Linked DNA regions of Homo sapiens: all the other regions are linked to region 1. Evidence: chromatin loops called from intact Hi-C (ENCODE). Cell type or tissue: mammary epithelial cell. All regions are shown on one strand.

Region 1 (8,000 bases):
CAGTGCAGGAACCAGGCCAGGGGGTCTATCTCATACCTCTGGGGACAGGAAAGGTAGAGGATGAGGAGGTTGGACGTGGTGGTGGCTTTGCCTTGGATATTCCTCTTCCTCTATCAAGGCCTTCTCTTCTTCTCTGTGTCCCACAACTCTGGCCTCATCGCCCTGGGACTCCCATCTGCTAAGATAGTGGCTTTGGAGGTTCTGGAAGGGCTTAGTGAGGAGGCCAGAAGTATCAGGGAAAGTTGCTGGTGATGGGGTGGGCGGTGTCAGAAGCAGCCACTGTTTTCCCCTCTTCAGACACTGAGAGATTAATCAGGGAATGAAATCCAGGTGGAAATTATTTATTGTGAAGCAGACGACTGTCTGTCCTGTTTATGACAAACCCAAATGAGAATTGGAGGGACTACCAGTAAGTGGTCTCTTCATGCTCTCCCCATCCCAGTTTTTAGGATGAAATTTAGAGCCTGGCCTTTTGTGTTGCTTGCACCAAATCTGTATGTCTCAGGTGAAACTCACTGTTCCATGAATGGTCATCCTTTTTTTTTTTTTTTTTTTGGAACCAGCCCCTTTCACCCTTTCATCCGTCTTTTTTTTTTAGGAAAATAACCCTTCTTGCTTCAGCACTTCTCCCTGGTCCTTGCTGAAAGACAGAGATAAAAATCCATTCTCTGAGCCTTGCTTGGTTGTCAGAGGCCATGAGAGGTGCCAGTTATAGGTGGATGTGCCAAGATGCTGGTGAACTTGGTCTTCAGCTATACCCAGGCTCAGAAAGGGCAAGAGCCATGCTGCAGCGTAGGTGACTTTGGAGGTGCACTTGGGGCCCAGGGCTTTGAGTGTTGCGGGTGTGCCTGTCCCTCCAGATAGTGCTCTGTTTCTCTCTGTTGTCCCCCTGCCTGGTCCTCTGGGGCCACTGTGCTTTCTGCTGTGTGCATTTATAAATGATGTGTATTTTATATAGACCTGCTTGCATTGGCTGATGCTCCTCTAATTCCCTGAGTTTGATTCAACCACCCTTGGGTTGTTTTGCTATGGCCTTAGCCTTTGAAAATATTTTAAAATAAAAAACTTGATTTTTCTAGTGTATTATGGTATAGAAAGTTCATTTTTATCCTCTGACTACTCACTACAGGTACTCTTACTGACATACTCAGCCCCCAGGAGACTGATGGAGCCCAAGTCATTCCTATAATCCCAAGTACTCTGCAAATCTCAAAGGACTTGGCATATGGGGAAGAGTGAGGGTGGCCACAGCAAACCCCCACAGCCCTCTGCCTCTGTTGGGTGGACACCGGGAATACTTACCCATTTTCTCTGAGCAACTCCAAAGCAATGTCCCTGGCTCAAACAGGATTATGCCTCTGATCCAGGAATTAACATACGGAGTTCAGAGCCAGAAAGCTCGTGTGGCCTTTTCTATGACCCAGAGCCTATGTAAGGAGGTAAAATTCCAATTTGGGCCATATCACCTTCCTTCTTTTTCCCTGTGATGCCCCCTCTAGTAGTGATTCATTCATTCAATAAATATTATTGAGCCAAGACTACATGCCAGGTACTAAGCTGGGCACTGGAGCCATGAACATGGCAAACATATCTGTGTCCATGGAACTTAACTTACATTCCATGTACAGGTAGATTCCAAGTAAATATGTAAACAAACAAGATAATTGCAGATAGTGATTTTCAAGAAGAAACAGTGACATGATGAAGTGTGATAAACAGTGGTAAAGAGGGAGGTGGCTTTAGATGACATGGTTAAGAAAGTTCTCCAAAGTGACAAGCTGGTGCTTAAAGGATGAGAAGTCAGTCATGAGAGGAGCTGGGAACAACACATTCCTGGAAGAGGGATCAGCAACTGCAAAAGGTAGGAAAGGACATGTTTGTCTCTGAGGAGCAGAGAGACTAGCTGCATGTTAGTATCCTAGGATGCTAAGTGGGAGAGTGACATGAAAAGAGGTTATAGAGGTCAACACAACAAAAAAACCCGATTGAAAAATGGGCAAAAGGCTGGGCCCAGTGGCTCATGCCTATAATCCCAACACTTTGGGAGGCTGAGGCAGGTGGATCGCTTTGAGCCCAGAAGTTCGAGACCAGCCTGGCCAACATGGGGAAACCCTGTCTCCACTAAAAATACAAAAATTAGGCCAGGTGTTGTGGCTCACTCCTGTAATCCCAGCACTTTGGGAGGCCGAGGTGGGTGGATCACGAGGTCAGGAGTTCAAGACCAGCCTGACCAACATGGTGAAACCCCGTCTCTACTAAAAATACAAAAATTAGCCGGGTGTGGTGGTGGGTGCCTGTAATCCTAGCTACTCAGGAGGCTGAGGCAGGAGAATCGCTTGAACCCGGGAGGCGGAGGTTGCAGTGAGCCGAGATCGCGCCACTGCACTCCAGCCTGGGCGACAGAGCAAGATTCCGTCTCAAAAAAAAAAAAAAAAGCCAGGCATGGTGGTATGCACCTATAGTTCCAGCTACTCAGGAGGTTGAGGTGGGAGAATTGCTTGAACCCAGGAGGCGGAGGTTGCAGTGAGCCGAGATCATGCCACTGCACTCCAGCCTGGGTAACAGAGCAAGACTGTCTTAAAAAAAAAAAGGCAAAGGATTTGAATAGACATTTCTCTAAAGAAGATACACAGATGGCCAATAACCAATGAAAAGATCTTCAACATCACTAATCATTAGGGAAATGCCAGTCAAAACCACAATGAAGTACCACTTCACACTCATTAGAATGGCTACTCTCAAAGAACAGAAAAGAAACAGAATATAACAAGTGTTGGTGAAGATGTGGAGAATTAGTAACTCTGGGAATGACTTGGGCTGGGTTGGTGAAGATATGGAGAACTGTACTGTTGGTGGGAATGTAAAGTGGTTTAACTACTGTGTAAAACAGGACAGCAGCTACTCAAAAAATTAAAAACAGAATTACCATATGATCCAGCAATTCTAAGTATATAGCCAAAAGAACTGAGAGAATAATCTTGAAGAAATTTTTCTTTTTTTTTCTTTAAAGACAGGGTCTCACTCTGTCACTCAGTCACCCAGACTGAAGTACAGTGGTGTGATCACAGCTTACTGCAGCCTCGACCTCCAGGGCCCAAACTGAAGAAATATTTGAACACACATGTTCATAGCAGCATTATGTACAATAACCGAAAAGTAGAAGCAACTCAAGTGTCCACCCATGGATGAATAAACATATATATATATATGTGTATATATTCTATATATATATGTTTATATATTCTATATATATATACACACACAATGAAATATGTATATTCATCTACTCATGGATATGTAAATATATATATATATATATATATATGAAAAAATATTCAGCCTTGAGAAGGAAAAAAAGTCTGACACATGCTATAACATTGATGAACCTTGTGGACATTAAGCTAAGTGAAATAATCCAGTCCAAAAAAAAAAAATTTCTGGAATCCAGGCTTGTAGAAAGAAAAAAAAATAAAAACAAAACCCCGCACAAATACTGGGCAGGGTGCAGTGGCTGGCTTATGCCTGTAATTCCAGCTACATAGGAGGGAGGATCACTTGAGGCCAGGAGTTTGAGACCAGCCTGGGCAACACAGCGAGACCCCATCTCTTAAAAAAAAGACAAATACTGTATGATTTGGCTTATAGGTGGTATGTGGAGTAGTCAAATTCATAGAGACAGAAAGTAGAATGGTGGCTGCCAGGGGCTGAGGGAAGGGGGAAGTGGAGAACTATTGTTTAATGGGTATAGAGTTGCAGTTTTGCAAGATGAAGAATTCTGGAGATTGGTTGCACAATAGTGTAATGTACTTAACACTACTGAACTATATGCTAAATATGGTTAAGATGGTAAATTTTATGTCATTTTACCACAATTTTTTAAAAGTTAAAAGAAAAGAGTTTGGTGGGGTAAGCAGAAGAGTTTGGATTTTATATAGTCCCTGGGTATTACAGCTCAGATCGGAAAGTTTGGTAGGGCAGATCAGTGGTTGTTGAAACCAAGTGCTTTCCTTTGCTAGAGGAAATAAACACCTGGATATAATACACAGAAAAATATAGCTTATAATCTATAGGCTTTTCAGGGACTTAGAGAAACCAATCCAATAAAATTCTTTAAAGTATGCCCACTCCTCACTATTCCCAGGGACTGATTCATAGCAGCAGCATCACAGAGAAGGCATATAATCATATATTTATCATGGCAATGAGCTAACTTTATCAGGGAGAAATAGCTGCCTTAAATTTGGGGAAACAGAAAGGAAATATACATTATGCCAGAGCCTCAGTTTTGCAACATGGGCCTTAGCAGAAAGGAAGGGTCATGGGAGGGGCAGTATTATTAGCGAAAAAGGCATTCAGGAATGAGGGGGACTCAAGGACAACTTCATCCCACTGAGATGTCCTGGGAATAAGAAACTACCCCCACCCCCTCTCCCAGGTGCCCAGCCAGCCAGCCATGGCCCCTCTACCTGACTGCCAGACTGAGTGAGGCCTAGAAGCCCATGGTGCTCCTCTCTCCTAGCTGCTGGGCCACAGAACCAGGGAGTCCTAGAGCAGAGAAACTTCTCAGAGAAGGATCTCCAGGTTGCCTCAGGACTAGACTGAGAGGCTAGATCCTCAAACTCAATCCAAGGCTGGCTGTCTCTCTCTCAGAGAAGGAAGTGATGACAACTGAGCCACTAGGCGGCAGCAAAGTCCAGCAAAAAGACGCAGAGGCAGAGGGGTGAGTAAAGACTTCGTTGTCCTCCCTCAGAAAAAGCTACTCCTGTCCCCTTGCTGGGGAAAACGGGCCCAGGGCCCCTCCAGTCCAGGTCACCTACCTATCCAAAGTAAGAAGGGAATCTTCAGGAAGGCTTGTGTGGCCATTTGCCCCGAAAAGAATGGCTCTATCCGCTTCCGCTTTGGTCCTCCTCGCTCTCTTCTCTCATCACCTGGGGAAGGGCCAGCGCTGATTCTGAAAGGACGGCGTTTCCGAGGGCTCTCCAGACTTCCCCCAGCTCTGGCCACTCGGAAGGCAGGCGTGGAGAACAAGTGTGTGTGTGTTTGTGTTTCTGGGCTGCAAGGGTGGAGAGTGCAGTTTCTAGGGCATAGAAATCCCAGGCTCTTCTCCAACCTGCCCTTGTTTGGATTAGCATTTTCTCTTAGACACAGAATCGCCGAAATCTGGCTCCTGTGAAGTGTGATTTCATGATGGCAACAACACTCTTTCCGCTCCTACCTTTATTTAGAGAGCACGGGCTGGGCCCCAGAGCAGAGAGTTTTAACGTTTAACAGTTCCACATGCCCTGTCCGCTGACAGCGAGAGGGTGGGAGGCATTTAAGCCTCTGAAATGATATTCTAGAGAAACCTGAGTTCATCCGCCTGCGTGCCTGACCTCCACAGAGCCAAGGAACACCTGGTACCCAGCAGAGCCCTGCTTTCGCTGCTGCCTTCGTGCTGGCAGGGCTCCTTGCCTTCCCGGAATGTGTTCCTTCTTGTTTGCCACTCAGTGCCTGGCCCAAAGCCAAACCTGGGCTGCTCGGAATGCCATGCCCCCACTCACTTCTCTCTCAGGATCTGAGACAAGGCTCTCTTCCGCCTGGGGAAAGGCCAGGCTCTCGCTGCAGCCTCGTCCCACTGCGCAACTTCTCTAGGCACATCAGACTCTCCACCGGCTGAAAGCAGAAGCACTTAGGGAGAGGACAGCAGGGTCCCCAGGAAAGCAGACGGTGTGGCATACTGATATCCTATTGGCAGCCTTCTAAACTGGGCCAGAGTTGGCAAAGTGTTATTCACAAGGTGTTCATTAACTTGCTAAATGCAAAAAGGTTGGGTTGGGCACCACTCTGGGAAAACATGACACCCCTGCTCCTGGATTCAGTCTAGCATGAAGGTGTGTTAATTGGTGTAGGATTTCTATGCAAGTTTTTCTTTGCTGTTAGTTCCAAATACCAGACTAGTCTGTGTGGCATGCTCTCCCCAATATATAACCACATTTAAACAATTTATTAAGCACCTTCTATGGGCTCCTGAATGCATGCTTCTATAGATACTATGACACTATAATTTTCTGAGCACTTAATTGTGTACCAGGCACTATATAGAGTGCTTTTTATACTCATTATCTCATTGAAGAGAATCTCAATACACTAATACAGTTTTCACACTTTACGCTGTGTAAACTGAGATCAATAGGCCAGAAATACAATATGGACTCCTTCAGGGAGTAGCTGAGGAAGCGAGGTAGACAGAATAGCAATGTAACAGTGTAAGACGGGTGAATCCGTGTAAGTGCAAAAGGCAGTGGTATGGGCAGACTTAATGTTACAGGGGCATGCAGCATGCGTGGGCCTCAAAGAATGAGTAAGATTTGGATCTGAGGAGAGAGGTGGGGAGGATCTTCCCAAAATGTGTGTTTGCGGGGTAACATCAGTTAAAGTATGGTAGTGCTGAGGGCGGGACAGATAAAAATCTGAAAGAAGCAGAGTCTGAATATGTATGTGGGCAGAATCCCCAGGATCTAAGTGCCAGGATGACAAGGACAGACTTAGTCTCCCCGGGCTGAGGAGCTACTGCAGTTTAGGAGTGAAGGAGAAAAGTGATGGTTTGGCGATATTGGTTTCTCAGTAGAGTACAAGGTGGATTAAAAGTTCAGTAGAAAAGTCTAGATCATGGTTTCTCAACCTCAGCACTACTGATATTTTGGACTGGCTAATTCTTTGTTATAGGGGGTTATCTTGTGTATTGAAAGATTCTGGGCCACATCCTTGGTCTCTGCTTACCTGATGCCAGTAGCACCCCCCACCCCTGGTTATGACAGCCAAGTGTCTCCAGAGCAGGCAAACTACCCCTAATTGAGTATCATTGCTTTAGGTGGCAGGAAGTTAGGGCCTGGACCTTATAATATTGGCAGTTATTTTGATAACTGCGTCAGTCTATTGACTTTCAGAATAGCTGATAAAAGTAAAAAATGGTTTCCTTGCCGCAGGAAATTCATCATCAGTGCCAAAGAACTTAATGGCATAGAGAAAAGAGGCTTCAGAAGTAGATCATTCTGCCTATTAGAAACCTCTAGAGGATACTCCAAAGCTTCAGATAATGTGCTCAAGACTCATTAGCAAGACAGCACCTGATAGCAGGATTTCTCTCTCTACCTCATCCCGCAAATCACAACTTACTCAAGGGCCACATTGAGTAAGGAATGCCCCCATGTGCATGCAGGCAGAGAAGCTAATGATCTATAATTTTGCTAGGTTTGCATTCACCCTTCTAGAATTTTGTTTTTGGCAACTGGGAGAGGGGATGAATAGACACTGGCCTATCAATGAAGAGAGCTGATTTACCAAGATGTGTCTTTGTCTAAAGCAGGAATCAGCTAAGTACAGACTGCTGTACAGCCTGGCCAGCTTTTCGTAAATACAGTTTTACTGGAACTCAGCCATGCCCCTTTGTTTATGTATTGTCTCTGGCTGCTCTAGAGCTCCAATGGCAGGGTTGAGGAGTTATGACAAAGATCATCTGACCATATCTGTCCCTTTAAGGAAAAGTTTGCTGATCCCTGGCCTAAAAAAAAAAATGCTTTTAGACTCCTAGGGGTGATTTTTTTTTTTTTTTTTTTTTAATAACGGAGCCTTGTTCTGTCCCCCAGGCTAGAGTGCAGTGGCGTGATCTCGGCTCACTGCAACCTCTGCCTCCTGGGTTCAAGTGATTCTCTTGCCTCAGCCTCCGAGTAGCTGGGATTACAGATGCCCACCACCACACCCAGCTAATTTTTGTATTTTTTTTTTGAGATGGAGTCTCACTCTGTTGCCCAGGCTGGAGTGCAGTGGCGTGACCTCGGCTCACTGCAACCTCTGGCCCCCGGGTTCAAGTGATTCTCCTGCCTCAGCCTCCTGAGTAGCTGGGATTACAGGTGCCTGCCACCGCACCCAGCTAATTTTTGTATTTTTAGTAGAGACGGGGTTTCACCGTCTTGGCCAGGCTAGTCTGGATTCCCACCTTGGCCTCCCAAAGTGCTGGGATT
Region 2 (8,000 bases), 1.2 Mb after region 1:
TTACTTCTGGTTGAAAACTTTCAAAGACAATGTATGATACAACTATTCTCTCTCTCACCTTGCTACAGCACCTGCAAAACTCCACAGGTGGGTACTTTGAAAGCCTGAGTACTAGAATGAGGACAACATAGAGCAAAGATCCCAAATCACACATCATAGGCAGACAGGTATTAGAAGCCTGAAATAAACTTTGTTGTTTTAATTCACTGAAGTTAGAGAAGCTGTTACTGCAGCACAATCTAGCCTATGCTGACCAGTATATATATGTTATATTAGAATTAAAGAAGGTCAAAGAGACTATGAAAATGTGTTCTAGAGGATGGGCCATTATACATGCTCCTGAAAACAAAGAAAAAACCTAGATTAAATAATTATATTTAAAAATGCACAAACAGAAACCAACACAGAGTTTAAAAAGAAAACTAAGAAAGCATATACTAGACAACTCTAATTTTAGAAATAAGGTAACAAATGCTCCAAGACATTAGTAACTTGTATGAGGTCACATAGCTAGTGACAAGGCCAGGATCAGGACCAGAAGCCATGGCCTGCTAGAAACAAAATTCATATTTTTTTTATAATAAAGATGTATTTAAATTAATTTTACTGATTTTAGATAGATAAAGAAGAGTTTAGAACTCAGAAGTGATCTGCCATATGATTTAGTTGTTTTAAAGGAAATGGAAATGGAAATGTAATGTAATTTTAGTGAATTTAAAGTGTCTTTTACAATATGGAAAATAATAATAATTATTATTTTTTTAAGACAGTCTTGTGTCTTGCTTGTTGCCCAGGCTTGGAGTGCCATGGTGCAATGTCAGCTCACTGCAACCTCCGCCTCCTGGGTTCAAGCAATTCTCATGTCTTAGCCTCCCAAGAAGCTGGGATTACAGGCATGTGCCACCATGCCAGGCTAATTTTTGTATTTTTAGTAGAGACAGGGTTTTACCATGTTGGCCAGGCTGGTCTCAAACGCCTAGCCTCATGTGATCTGCCCACTTCAGCCTCCCAAAGTGCTACAATTACAGGCGTGAGCCACCAATGCCCAGCTGGAAAATAATTATTCTTAACTTTTAAAAACTAAATAGAGGTAATGAGGAGAAATAAACTAAATTAAAAATGCAGAACTTTGAATCCTAGCTTCACAAAATATCTGGTTTAATAATTCTGTTAAATTCTTTTATTCAGTAAATACTGACTTGGTACCTACAGAGTACAATCTATTTCAGAATAAAGTGTTTAAAAGAGCAAAATACATTGATGTTCAATTGTTGACTCATCTATAAAATGTGAACTAGAAACAGATTGTTTTTTCAAAGAGCCAATTTCAAACAGTACTGGAAACTGTATGGATCACGTACTACACATACTTACGAGATGATTTCATCAGATTTTTGAAAAGAATTTGAGCTTCTATTAAAGGCAGTAGGGCTTAAAAGGAAAGCTAAACCTTGGAAAACTGGATTTACACCAAATCAATTCAAATATTGAATATTTTAAGGAATTTATGTATCTGAGAGCTATATTTCAGCCCAAATAATTACAGAGTAACTAAACTTAGAAAAAAAACCTCTAATTGTGAAGATAAGTTATAAATCTGTTGGTAAGAAAGAAAAACTAAAATTCTGGTATCTTCTTGATAATAGTCCAATTTCTGGGACAAAAGCCATATCCTTTACATAGCAAAAAATAAAAATAAAAAAATAAATAAGTTGGGGGGGGAATCTGGGATCTGGGACAAAAAACTACTTTTTCCTCACTTCATTTTGGCCATGAAGACCCAATATAGAAATAATTTCAAGTCAATTAAGCCATGCAGTGATTTAATAGGTGTTTGATAACCTAGATTATACTTTGTTAGCAGATATTAAGGCCTAAAACAATGCACATATCACACAAGAAAAAGACTGATCCAAAATAAATAATAGTAGTCCTAATATAGGCAGCATTTTATGAAATTTTAAAAATCAAATGGCAAGGTGTGTTTTAACCATATACTTTAGTTATAAACATTATTTTCTTTGAACATATAAAATATTAAAACAGACTTTAAAATCACAGGGTTTTTTCCCTCAAAGAGGTGGTCAATAATTTTTACTCAAACAATCACTTTTAGCAAACAAAACTGATTTTTTTGCAGGGTCACACCTAGTGTTAGAGTGAAGATTAGAAGCCATGTCACCTGACTTCTGGTCCAGGGATATTAGCTGTTAAATACTGGGGAGGGAAATAGTCAGAACAGGATAGGTTATGCTGCTGTAACAACTTCAAAACTTTCACTGGCTTATGACTTTAAAAAAGTTTATTTCTTGATCACGCAAAGAACACTGCACCTGTCTTCAATGTAGTGGCTAAGTATTCCTGAGTGCTATGATCTGATGGCATCCTCAACTTTATATAGGCTTCCGCAGTGACTACCACATGGGAAGGAAGCATGAGAATCATGCTTTTAAATGCTTCTGCCTGGAAATGATATACATTATTTCTGCTCACATTTCATTGGCCAAACATCTTCCCACATGTCAAAAAGGAGGAGAACCAGAGCATATTGGTGAACATTAGTAATGTCTACCAAAACAGAAAACGTACACATGAGATGAGCTCCTTTTTTTTTTTGGAGAGCAAATTGTAAACAAGTTCACACTAAGCCAATTAAATGTGAGCTTGAGGTGAAAACTTTAGACATTGTTTGTTTCTGAATTGTGTTGTTGTTTTGTTTTGAGACAGGATCTCATTCTGTCCCCCAGGCTTGAGTGCAGTGGCGAGATCTTGGCTCACTGCAGCTTTGACCTCCTGGGTTCAAGCGATCCTCCTGCCTCAGTCCCCCAAGTCTCTGGTACTACAGGCGTGTGCCTCCACACTCGGCTAAATTTTTTGTATTTTTTGTAGAGACAGGGTTTTGTCATGTTGGCCAGCTGGTCTCAAACTCCTGACTCAAGTGATCTGCCCACCTTGGCCTCCCAAAGTGCTAGGATTACAGGCATGAGCCACCACGCCCAACCCTGTTTCAGAATTGTGAGAATACTGCCTGCATTCACAAAATGCTGCCTTAGAAATAAAAAGGAAAATTCTGCCTCCCAGAATTTTCTATATAAGGGTCCTTGTTCTAGCCCCTCAACATGTGTCTGTTCTCTCTTTTTTTGAATAGTTGTGAAAACAGGTGAAGATCACTGGGATATCTTCCTTATGTCTTCTCCTTTGTCAACTAATCATGTCAGATTCTTTGGAAATGCTCTAGTTTATTGTCTGCCCTCTAAAACTAGTAATAGTTCAGGTGTAATCTGACCACTGTAGAAAAAAATGGGATGGGACTGTCTCCATTGTCTGAATTCTCTTTTTCTATAAATGAATATTGTTTTAAGCCATATTAACTTTTAATAATCACATCTCATAATTAATTGAACTTGAATTTAGCAATTCCAAGTCACTTTAACACACGCTGCTAAGTCTAATCTTGTATAATACTGAATTTGTGCTAAGAATTGTTTTGCTTGATTGTTGTTATGGAATAAAGTCCAGGATGTTCAATTCATCTATTTTTTATGTTGTTAAATTCTGCTTACTTTTCTAGACTAGGCATAAACAAACTTTTTCTGTAGAGGGTCAGATAGTATGGTAAATATTTTAGGCTTTGTGAGCTGTATGTGATCTCTATCTCATATCCTTCTTTGTTGTTCTTTTTTTTTTTTTTTACAATGCTTTGAAAACATAAAAGCCATTATTAGCTTGAGAGCTGTACAAAAAGCAGGCTGCCAGATGGATCTAGCCCATAGGCTGTAGTTTGCCAAACCCTGTTCTAGACTATGGAGATACTTTTGGATTCTCATTTGATCAACCAATATACCAAGAACTCTAATTTCTCTAGTTTCTGTCATTCACATACTTTACCAGAATAACAAATATTTTCTCCTAGACATTAATAAAAATGTGAATAGAATGGACTGGAGGAAAAAAGCCTCATGGCATGCCAGTACAGATTTCTCTAAAGGCTGGCATTAATCCATTACTTCATGTTCTGTAAGTATACTTGAATCAAAAATCTACATAACCATGTCATACAATTTACTCAAAATGATGCCATAAAAGACTTTGCCAAATGCTTTGCTTAAATACCAAAACACTGTCTATAGCACTCCTCTAACAAGGTCTATTTGTAATTTCTAGGTCAGGAAACTAATTCTTTTCTGGCATGAATTGTTTTTTAGTGAGCTAATGCTGCCTCCTAGTGACCAATTCCTAAGTACTCACAAACCATCTTTTTATTTTATTTTATTATTTTATTTTTTTGAGACAGAGTCCCCTTCTGTTGCCAGGCTGGAGTGCAGTGGCGCGATCTCGGCTCACCGCAACCTCCAACTCCCTGGTTCAAGTGATTCTCCAGCCTCAGCCTCCCGAGTAGCTGGGATTACAGGCACGCACCACCATGCCCAGCTAATTTTTGTATTTTTAGTACAGATGGGGTTTCACCATGTTGGCTAGGATGGTCTCAATCTCCTGACCTTGTGATCCGCCCACCTCAACCTCCCAAAGTACTGGGATTACAGGAGTAAGCCACCGCACTGGGCCACAAACCATCTTTTAATAATGCAATTTAAATTTATTTCAGAATCAACATCAAGTTGACTGTCACAATTTGTGGAATTTATATTCTGTACTTTTGACATTAAAAAAACCACAGTGCCACAAAGTCACTGTAGCCAGACTGACTGCCTCTCTAGATTCCTCTTCTCTAAGCTCAGCAACTCTGAAAGAAAGGCAGCAGCCCCACTCAGAGCTTATAGATAAAACTCCCATCTCCCTGGGACAGAGCACCTGGGGGAAGTGGCGGTTGTGGGCACAGCTTCAGCAGACATAAATGTTCCTGCCTGCCAGCTCTGAAGAGAGCAGCGGATCTCCCAGCAGAGTGCTCGAGCTCTGCTAAGGGACAGACTGCCTCCTCAAGTGGGTCCCTGACCCCCCTGCCTTCTGATGGGGAGATACCTCCCAGCAGGTGTTGACAGACACTTCATACAGGAGAGCTCCAACTGGCATCTGGCGGGTGCCCCTCTGGGATGAAGCTTCCAGAGGAAAGAGCAGGCAGCAATGTTTTGCTGTTCTGCAGCATCTGCTGGTGACACCCAGGCAAACAGGGTGTGGAGTGGACCCCCAGCAAACTCCAGCAGACCTGCAGAAGAGGGGCCTGACTGTTAGAAGGGAAAAAACAGAAAGCAATAGCATCAACATCAACAAAAAGGATAACTACGCAAAAACTCCATCCAAAGGTCACCAACAGCAAAGACCAAAGGTGGATAAATCCACGAAGATGAGGAAAAACCAGCACAAAAAGGTTGAAAATTCCAAAAACCAGAATGCCACTTCTCCAAAGGATCACAACTCCTCACCAGCAAGGGAACAAAACTGGATGGAGAATGAGTTTGACGAATTGACAGAAGTAGGCTTCAGAAGGTGGGTAGTAACAAACTCCTCCAGGCTAAAGGAGCATGTTCTAACCCAATGGAATGAAGCTAAGAACCCTGAAAAAAGGTTACAGGAACTGCTAACAAGAATAACCAGTTTAGAGAAGAACATAAATGACCTGATGGAGCTGAAAAACACAGCACAAGAATTTCGTGAAGCGTACACAAGTATCAATAGCTAAATCGATCAAGCAGAGGAAAGGATATCAGAGACTGAAGATCAACTTAATGAAATGAAGCGTGAAGACAAGATTAGAGAAAAAAGAATGAAAAGGAATGAACAAAGCAGCCAAGAAATATGGGACTATGTGAAAAGACCAAACCTACATTTGATTGCTGTACCTGAAAGTGACGGGGAGAATGGAAGCAAGTTGGAAAACACACTTCAGGATATTATCCAGGAGAACTTCCCCAACCTAGCAAGACAGGCCAACATTCAAATTCAGGAAATACGGAGAACACCACAAAGATACTCCTCAAGAAAATCAACCTCAAGACACATAATCATCAGATACACCAAGGTTGAAATGAAGGAAAAAATGTTAAGCACAGCCAGAGAGAAAGGTTGCGTTATCTACAAAGGGGAGCCCATCAGACTAACATTGGATCTCTCTGCAGAAACCCTACAAGCCAGAAGAGAGTGGGGGCCAATATTCAACATTCTTAAAGAAAAGAATTTTCAACCCAGAATTTCATATCCAGCCAAACTAAGCTTCATAAGTGAAGGAGAAATAAAATACTTTACAGACAAGCAAATGCTGAGGTATTTTGTCACCACCAGGCCTGCCTTACAAGAGCTCCTGAAGGAAGCACTAAATATGGAAAGGAAAAAACAGTACCAGCCACTACAAAAACAAACCAAAGTGTAAAGACCATCGACACTATGAAGAAACTGCATCAACTAATGGGCAAAAAACACCAGCTAGCATCATAATTACAGGATCAATTTCACACATAACAATATTAACCTTAAATGTAAATGGGCTAAATGCCCCAGTTAAAAGAAACAGACTGGCAAATTGGATAAAGAGTCAAGACCCATTGGTGTGCTGTATTCAGCAGACCCATCTCACATGCAAAGACACACATAGACTCAAAATAAAGTGATAGAGGAAGATTTACCAAGGAAATGGAAAGCAAAAAAAAAAAAAAAAAAAAAGGAGTGGTTACAATCCTAGTCTCTGACAAAACAGACTTTAAACCAACAAAGATCAAAAAAGACAAAGAAGGGCATTGCATAATAATAAAGGGATCTAATGCAATAAGAAGAACTAACCATCCTAAATACATATGCACCCAATATAGGAGCACTCAGATTCATAAAACAACTTCTTAGAGACCCACAAGGAGACTTAGACTCCCACACAATAATAATGGGAGATTTTAACACCCCACTGTCAATATTAGACAGATTAACAAGACAGAAAATTAACAAGGATATTCAGGACTTGAACTCAGCTCTGGAGCATGTGGACCTAATAGACATCTACAGAACTCTCCACCCCAAATCAACAGAATATACAGTCTTCTCAGCACCACATCGTACTTATTCTAAAATCAACCGCATAATTGGAAGTAAAACATGCAAAAGAATGGAAATCACAACAAACAGTCTCTCGGACCACAGTGCAATCACGTTAGAACTCAGGATTAAGAAACACACTCAAAACCACAAAACTACATGGAAACTGAACAACCTGCTCCTGAATGACTACTGGGTAAATAATGAATTTAAGGGAGAAATAAAGAAGTTCTTTGAAACCAATGAGAAAAAAGACACAATGTACCAGAATCTCTGGGTGCTAAAGCAGTGTTTAGAGGGAAATTTATAGTACTAAATGGCCACAGAAGAAAGTGGGAAAGATCTAAAATTGACACCCTAACATCACAATTGAAAGAATTAGAGAAGCAAGAGCAAACAAATTCAAAAGGTAGTAGAAGACAAGAAATAACTAAGATCAGAGCAGAACTGAAGGGGATAGAGAACGAATGACCCTTCAAAAAATCAATGAATCCAGGAGCTGATTTTTTGAAAAGATCAACAAAATAGGTAGACTGCTAGCCAGATTAATAAAGAAGAAGGGAGAGAAGAATCAAATATACACAATAAAAAATGATAAAGGGGAGATCACCACTGATGCCACAGAAATACAAACTACCATCAGAGAATACTATAAACACCTCTATGCAAATAAACTAGAAAATCTAGAAGAAACAGATAAATTCCTGGACACATATACCCTCCCAAGACTAAACCATGAAGAAGTTGAATCCCTGAATAGACCAATAACAAGTTCTGTAATTGAGGCAGTAATTAATAGCCTACCAACCAAAAAAAGCCCAGGACCAGATGGATTCACAGCTGAATTCTACCAGAGGTACAAAGAGGAGCAGGTAGCATCCCTTCTGAAACTACTCCAAACAATAGAAAAAGAGGGACTCCTCCCTAACTCATTTTATGAGGCCAGCATCATCCTGATACTAAATCCTGGCAGAGACACAACAACAACAAAAAAAGAAAATTTCAGGCCAGTATCCCTGATG
Region 3 (8,000 bases), 380 kb after region 1:
CTGTAACCTCTGCCACCCAGGCTCAAGTGATCCTCCCACCTCTGCCTGCTGAGTAGCTGGGATTACAGGTGTGCACCACCACACCCAGCTAAGTATTTGTATTTTTGTAGAGATGGAGTTTTGCCATGTTGCTGAGGCTACTTTCGAACTTCTGAGTGATCTGCCCACCTCGGCCTCCCAAAGTGCTGGGATTACAGGCATGAGCCACTGCCCCTGGCCCTGTCTCTTAAAGTGTCTTTTCCCATTGTTCAGCCTCTCTGATTACTGGAAACGTCTCATTTTGAACCAAGTCTGACTCCCAGTCACATCCCTGCCCTGGTCTGCTGGAGGAGTCCGGGTTCTTGTCATCTGTCCCTGACAGTACTTTAAATTGTCTGAAGGTTGAAGACAGCCCTCCTTCCAGAACCCCTCCATCCTGGTCACCATCCTACCATCCTCTGGGCTTTTTCCAGACAGTCAATAAACCTTATGACATGTGGTCCCCGGAACTGGAGGCAGAGGGTCCCAGCCTGGGTCTGCCCCTTGCGCAGAGCAGGCTCACTGCCTCCCCCTGGTGGGGGGTGCACTCCTCCAGAAGCCGCCTCAGATCACATTGGTCACACTGAGCCCGGGTAGGATGGGCAGCGCTGGACTTTTTCAACCAGTCCTTGTGCAATTGTTGCCCAGTGACTGAAACTGATGTGGAGAAAGAGGTTGGAACTAGTATAGGCTGGAACCATATAACATGCCAGGCCCCGGGGAGATGGAGGCGGCAAAGAGACAAGCCTCAGCCTCTAGGGGAAGAGGACTGTGGCATCCTAGCACCACCAAGTATCAGCTGGGGTACCAAACCTCTCCTAGTCTCAATATTCTCATCTGTAGGAGGAAACAATATTTGAACTTCATAGGTTTGCTGTGAAGACGAAATGAGCTCATGTAAGTGTGCTCAGCAGAGTGGCCGGCGCCTGGTGGACTCCTGTATTGAACTGTTGAAGAATAAATGGAATTTTGGGGTGATGGTTGCCCAACACTGTGGTTGCTTTAAATACTAGTGAGTTGTACGTTTGGAAATGGTTAAAATGGAGGCCAGGCGCAGTGGCTCACGCCTGTAATCCCAGCACTTTGGGAGGCTGACGGGGGCGGGTTGCTTGAGCTCAGGAATTTGAGACCACCCCGGGTAACATGGTGAAACCCTGTCTCTACTAAAATACAAAACATTAGCTGGGCATGGTGGGGCACACCTGTAGTCCCAGCTACTTGGGAGGCTGAGGCACCAGAATCGCTTGAGCCCCGGGGGCAGAGGTTGCAGTGAGCCAAGATCACGCCACTGCACTCCAGCTTGGGCTACAGAGTGAGACTCTGTCAAAAAAAAAAAAAAAAAAAAAAGTTAAAATAGTGAATTTTATGTAAAGTGGATTTTACCACAATAAAAAAAGAATGGAGGTTTTTCCAGGCAAAAAGGTGGATGGGAAGGGTGGGCGATAGCATTTTAGGCATAGAGCTGGTTTCTGAGTTATTGACGACATGCTGTCCAGGACGGAGTCCGTAGCAGAGCTTGCAGGCTTCGCTAGAGACTGCTCTCTAGGCCAGGGTGGGCTTCAACTGGCATCACCATCTTAGTCGCGTTTCACTTTATTTTGCACCAAGATCGCCTGAAAGATTTTGTCGAACACTTTGCTAAAATCAAGCCCCAAGTGAAGTCAGCTAGAGGGAGCTGGAGGAAGATTAATTCAAGTTAGAGATGGAGCCCCACCAAACCAGCAGAGTGGCTGCCAACCTATTCTGCACAATTCCCTGGGGGAGACATAAAGAAATTCATGTGAGATTGCATCCTGGGCGCGGTGCACACGCCTGACGACTTCACTTTAAGCTTCTCAGGTGAGTCTAATGCAGCCTAACATAGGACGGGTGGGCTCATGTTCTTTCTAAGGCGTGTCTCATTCTCTAACTGGCCCGGCTCCACCTCAAGCACCCAAAGCCAACGTCTACAAGCGGCTGACCTCTCAAGGGTCTGAGTTTTATTTTTAGAGGGGGCTATTTGTAGGAGAACAGAACGTGAATAAGGCCAGAGAAAGCACACGCTTGTCAACAAAGCAGATATTTCAACCAGTTTATTGTCTGACTCTTCTTTTTAGAGGGCGCTATTTGCAGGAGAACAGAACGCGAATAAGGCCAGAGAAAGCACACGCTTGTCAACAAAGCAGATATTTCAACCGGTTTATTGTATCTTTACAATAATAAAAATAAATTAGTCACACACAAAAATAGTCATTTTTGCTGAAGAGAAAACAGACCATATTTACTCACATAATTCGCCTTCTACCTTTCACCTGCTTATGTAATAATTTAACACTGTAGAGGGGACATGGAGGTGACGGAGTATTTAGTGGGTTCCTTGCTCCTGGCTGTGCAGTTCACAGGCCCCACAGGCCTTGGCCCCAGCATCCCCAGCAGGGACAGTGGAAGTGTCAGAGCAGTAAATGCCACCACTTCCCTCTCAGCCTCTCCCTGTCCCCGCCAGCCACCTGCCTCACCCACGGCTCTAACCAAGCCCACCGAGCAACTGACGCTGCCAGTCTAACAACGGGGACAAAGCAAAGAGAAAGGGATAACAGACACCCTCCCATTTCCTTCTCCAAATGTCTGTGGATGAGGGGAAGGCAGATTAGATGAGGAAATATAATATTTAAGATGAAAAAGTAGCAATCAGGTTCAGGTACAATGCTACCTGAATGAGTCGAAAAGCAGAGTAATTTATATTTGATCTTAAACCTCAGGGAACTGGACTGATTAGCATACTAAACAATTGTAACTATGGACTGAGAAAAAGACATCAATCATCGTACAGCGACATTCCAGGAGGCTGGGTTAGTATGATCACATGCTTTCACACAAATGTGGATCGCATATGTAAATAAATACCTATCAGGTCCCTTTAAAATTAACACATTCTAAATAATAGAACTATTTTGGTGTAGTGACTCATTCTGCAGATAGAGTTCAGAATACATATTTCCTATAAACATCTTGTATTTACAGAGAACAAAATAATAAGTTATAACAAAGTATATCCTTCTGTCAACTGAGTCGTGGGGAAGGGGTCAAGGCAGGGGGTATTAGTTTGTATAGCAGGTGGCTTCCCTCTCGCAAGAGAAAGGACTGAGAAAGTTGGCTGGAAGTTTTCACCCTCTTGCGGTCACACCCTCAGCACGATGGACACCCCCCCCCTCCATCATTATCTGCTGAAATGAACAGGAATGGGGGGTGGTTCAGGGTGCAGGGAGTTACTTTGCCCCTGCAAAGGTGCAGAAACTCCAGTCGAGCTGAGAAAGAGTGATGGTATCTATAGGGTCCTAGGCAAGCCATGGCTCTGCTTACACCACGGTGAGAGACCCTGGGCAGGCAGCCCCCCATCCTGCCGCTCAGCTACGCCTCGATGCAGACGGCGGCTCTGACCAACTTGCCAGTGTTTCTCTGAGACATGAGGCCGCATTCAGCTCAGGGTTTCAGTCCCACAGTGGGCTCCCCATGGCTGACAGGGTGGCAAAAGTCAGAAACGGAAAGTGCATAGCTGTGTACTTGCCTTCCCCCACCAAACAAATCACCTAAAGCTCTTCTACTCACAGACTCCCCTAAGCCCTGAGTGGAGACGGCCCTGAGCATCACGTTGCCCAGCCAGATGCTTGAATCCCCTCTCCAGCATCCCTGGCAAACGGCCTCTGCTTCCACCTCCAGTGATGGGTGGGTCACCACCTACCACAGTCCCTCTATCTCTGGAAGGCTCCAACTTGTGAAAAGCTGGGTCTCTGCAGGAGCTAAACTGTGCCTGCCTGTAGCTTCTTGGTCCTGGTCCTAGGAGAGCTCTCCTTGTGCCCTAGTGCCTTCTCCAGCCTGAGGGTTCTCATGAAGTCCTTCCTGCTGTTTCTGAGAGTCTGCACACTTCATCAGGACGGGGCATTGATAAACTGATGTTATTATAGATGATCGGTTTTCTTCTTAAAGTATGGTTCCGGCAAATGCAAACACAATGTGATGTGATCCTCACCACTGTTTTCTCCTCACGTAGCCTGCATGTCTGTGGGTTTTGTTTTTGCATGGTTCCATCCCACTTTGACTCACACTGAGCTTAGTCAACTGAAATTCTTGCCTCTCTCCCACCTTGTATTTAGTTTTTCATTTTAGCCCAAATATAGTACTTTATGTGGATTCCTGGTGAATTTTTAACATCCAAGTTTTATTCTAGTCTCCCTGATCTTTTTGGATCCAGCACGTGTCACCCAAGCCATTGGCTCTTCAACTTCACGTCACCCATACATTTTGTGAGGAAGCCATCGATATTTTCCCATGTAAACCATATTAAAATGTTTTATATGGCAAGGATCAAATACTAGTCTCCACCCACAAGGCTGATATAGATTATCCAGCCTGTTTTAAGGGAAGTCATGTTTCTTTTTACCACTTATATTTATGTCTTCCTCCTCATTAGAATTGATATTCCAACTATAAAGTGGCTATCCGAATGAAAAGAAAACCCACAACATTTGTTTAGACAGGTCCTGGTAATATCTGGATTTCTCTGCCACATAACTTGATGAAAATACACCAAGCTCGTGTCTTCTCTTTTCTGTCCCTTTGTAAGGCCATTCTTTTTAAAGCAAAAAGAGTGTTGAATGCTAAATACTTTGAGAATAAGTAGATGAGTACATAAGAAAATAAAGAAAAAACCCTCCAAGAACTCTGGGCCAGAGAGGTAAGGTAAAGGGACAGGTAGGCACAGTGCGGAGAATTCTTGTCATGTTCTAGTTCCCTGGGGGCGGGGACAGGCTGCCTTGCCCTCCCTGGGGTCCCCAACAGCTTGCAGGCAGCGGGCACTGAGCATACCTTTACGGAACTGAACTGACTCCCTCTAGTGGCTGGCTTTAAATGGCTTTTTTTTTTCTTTTGGTGTTTTTGTTTGTTTTTTTAGTTGTATTTCTTAGGCCATCCCTTTTCTACAGAGAGAACCGCAAGTCATCGTGAGGGTGGAAAGAATCGATAGTACTAAATGTCCTTTGCCTAGGCTGCAAGAGGCACAATTTCCTTTTTCAATGGATGAAAGTAAAACGGCAAACTATTTTTGTTTGGACTTTGTTGACTTTTGTGAGGAAACCATATGACAGCTTTAATATCTAATTTTAAAATTCAGAGCAGGAAATGAGGCAATCCCGTACACAGGCCAAGAAAAAAACCGTATCAAAATGTAAATATCAATTCCACATTACGGCCAGTTAAAGAACAATGGGAAGACCAAGAAGGAGATGGCAGTGACAGAAGAAAGGAGAGGGGGAAATAATGGGCACTAAGAAAGCAGAAAGAGACATATTTGGAGGGAGATGGCTACCGAAATCTGGGCTTTTCTTAGATCCTCTCCAAGGAAAGTTATCACTGGAAATACCCAAGGCCCTGATTGTATGCACTGTGCTAGGGAGAAAGACATTCAGATGCTGAAATAAAAAACTAGGGAATTAGTAAAAATTGGATCTCTAAGACAAATAAATTGATCAAACTATAATAATAATCAAACTTCTAATAATGTATAACCTCTCCAGAGATGAACTCCAAGAACAGCTCAATGGTTTGTTGAAAAAAAAAAAGAGACCCCTGGTTTATGCACTTTCTCCCCAAGGGAGACATGGGGTTGATCCATCGGGTCTTCTTCAATTGCACAGTTGGCAGGCTGGCCATTCCCATGGAGGGTCATTCTCCTTTTAAAGAATGGTTAGGTAACCTTCAGCAGCCATAGGGCACTTTAGACATAAAGAGACAAAGCCATCACTGACCCAGCCCAGCCACGAGAATTCCTGAGTTGGAAGAACCAGGGTGTTCACCTCCCACTCAACAGAGAATTCCCTTTAAGGACAGAGCGCTCTCTCATGTGTGGTGGCCCTTGCCTCTGTTGGGCGGCTTTGATGGCTAGAAGGTGTTCCTTTAACTTGAGCTAAAACAGCCTTTCTCTCTTCCACTCATTGATCTTAGCCTGCCCTCCAGCATGAAAAGAAAACCTCTTCAAATGACTGGCTTGCTTGGAAAGATCTGAGAGCAGCCACATACAGGAACAACTCTCCTCGTGACAAGCAGCAAAACAAGTGGTGAGTGGAAAAGAGCAGGCCCTGAACAGCACCAGTCAATATGCTTGGCCTCTCTGGTCTCTTTTCACTTTGTCGGTTTGGGAGCCTGGGCCTCTGCCAGGATGCTTATCTGTAGGAGTTCCAAGAGAATCAGGAGATGGGGATGCTTTTGGGAAATGATGCCTGGGGCTCCCTAGAAGAGAAGCTGGAAAGCTACCCACAGAAAGGCCAAATAGAATTTCTGAAAGCCCCAGGTTAGTGGAAGCCTAAAGAGCATGTCAGGCCAGGTTGCCATACTGCTTCCAAAAGCTGCAAACCATCATCACAGTGGCAGATTTGTCAGCTAAAAGAGCAAATGGGGGAAACACTTTGCTAAGAATCCAGGCTTGCTCTAAAAGGGAAATATGCTCAGGACCATAAGACAAATTTTCTGTAAGTTTAACATTTGTTTAGCTTGCCATTTTTTCTTAATGGGTAAAACATACATATATTCCTCTTAACTGTTTTCAGAGGGTCCACCTTTCAATATGCACTGCATCCTTCCAGGCCTGCGGCCTCTGGAACTGGATAGTTGGGGAAAGTGAATTGGAAGAGATGGGGAAGGGTCCACAGCTCCTTGTCGCAGGCCAACTGCATTAATGCAGAGCTTGGTGCTCAAGTCTGGGGGTGGGCCATATGGACTGTGAGTCATGGGGGAGGGGAGGAATTTGTGGCCACAGAGGGAAATTCATAAACAAAACCAGAAAGACCAGAAAGAGACTTTTTCTAATACAGCAGTGTTTCGGCTGGGACAGGTTGGCCGGACTCTCCAGGAACGTGGTGAAGAGCGTGGGGGAGGCGGCTGAGGCAGGGCAGAGCCCAGGCTGCAGAGCTGTGTGCTTCACAAGTTGGCTCTGTGGTCGGGAAGGCTCCACGGCCATAAGGACCCTGGCCTTTGATTTCCTGGGAGGAACAGCACTTGGAACGGAGTAAGAATTTCAGGCAATCACCTGGTTTCCCCAATGGCTTTCTTGTCTCACGGACAGTTTAACAAAGCTGGCAGAGTCCTGTAACTAGGATCTGTAACTTTGGGGGTAAGGGCAAGTAGGAACAGACATCCAAAACAACTGAGTGCTGGGATAAAGGCTTGACCGGAAAGATTTCAGGGGCCTGGGCTTTGTTTGCATTCTGGGAAACTTCTCAGTCTCTTGGTCAGAAATGAAGCAGCACCTTTCACATCTAAGTACAGGCCCCAGGCTGGATACTGGTAGATGACTGGGGCGGGGACTCAGCTCTTCCACTGGATGGGTGAATATACCTGGCAGGTCAATTACTTAAGTTGAGCCTCAGTTTCCCTGTCAGTAAAATGGGGATAATGAGTCACCCCCTGCCTCCCATTCTGGGATGTTGTGAGCTGCTAAGGAGCTAGTATCTGTGAGTACACCTGCTAAATAAAGCACAATATTCATGTGAGCTATCTGTGTCATAGGGCAGGAAAACAGTCTAATGTCTTTGAGAATGAAAACAGGCACATCTGGGCTGAGGTCACAGAGGGATGCACGCGTGTCAGCAAGGCTTAGTGGGGCGCTGGGTTGGGGGCGCTGCCTCCTTGGACTCTCCAGGGTGCTAAGTTTAGAAAGACCAGTAGCACCAGGGACGGGGCAGTGCTCAGTCAGTGGCCCATCTGCTGACTTGAAGGTGCCAGATGGGAGCAGGGCTGAGAGCTCCATGTACTTCCCACTGCTTGACTTTCAAAGGGCACCATTAGCAGATGCCAGGTCCAAGGAGGGGATCATCAGTACATGGTGATGCTTAAAGGACTGACTGTGGCTTTCAAACATCTTGTGTAAAAAGCCCCTGGGTACCACGGGGTGCATTCACCGGAGGCAGGGGTGGTGACTAAGTTGGTTGGCAGCGCCTGGGCCAGGGGGCCCG

What was found. Peaks named below come from ENCODE experiments on the same cell type or tissue, not always from the same donor. Only the 100,000 strongest peaks of a DNase experiment are listed, where the experiment ranks them.
Region 2: a loop joins it to region 1, with 8 times the contacts of the local background. A loop is called at or near these places in 3 of 110 quality-filtered maps.
Region 3: a loop joins it to region 1, with 17 times the contacts of the local background. A loop is called at or near these places in 36 of 110 quality-filtered maps.

What each region holds. Positions count from the first base shown.
Region 1 is chr15:72,152,889-72,160,888 of GRCh38, reverse strand. GRAMD2A (GRAM domain containing 2A) reads left to right here. Exons shown (of 12, transcript NM_001012642.3): 12 at 1-1,083. It overlaps LOC124903522 (a long non-coding RNA gene), which reads right to left and starts at 5,740. Exons shown (of 3, transcript XR_007064706.1): 1 at 4,818-5,740. RefSeq lists an enhancer at 4,934-5,023. In mammary epithelial cell, a CTCF peak has its summit at 4,679 (motif pointing right); DNase peaks (open chromatin) are centred at 4,688 and 5,488; H3K4me3 peaks cover 918 bases; H3K27ac peaks cover 948 bases.
Region 2 is chr15:70,970,413-70,978,412 of GRCh38, reverse strand. All of the region lies in intron 9 of LRRC49 (leucine rich repeat containing 49), which reads right to left. Among named protein-coding and RNA genes, the nearest start is that of LRRC49, 82 kb to the right of the region's middle. In mammary epithelial cell, a CTCF peak has its summit at 4,215 (motif pointing left); no DNase peak of the experiment used is centred here.
Region 3 is chr15:71,777,459-71,785,458 of GRCh38, reverse strand. THSD4 (thrombospondin type 1 domain containing 4) reads right to left here. Exons shown (of 18, transcript NM_024817.3): 18 at 2,076-8,000. Among named protein-coding and RNA genes, the nearest start is that of NR2E3, 29 kb to the left of the region's middle. RefSeq lists an enhancer at 3,410-3,499. In mammary epithelial cell, CTCF peaks have their summits at 565 (motif pointing left) and 4,888 (motif pointing left); no DNase peak of the experiment used is centred here.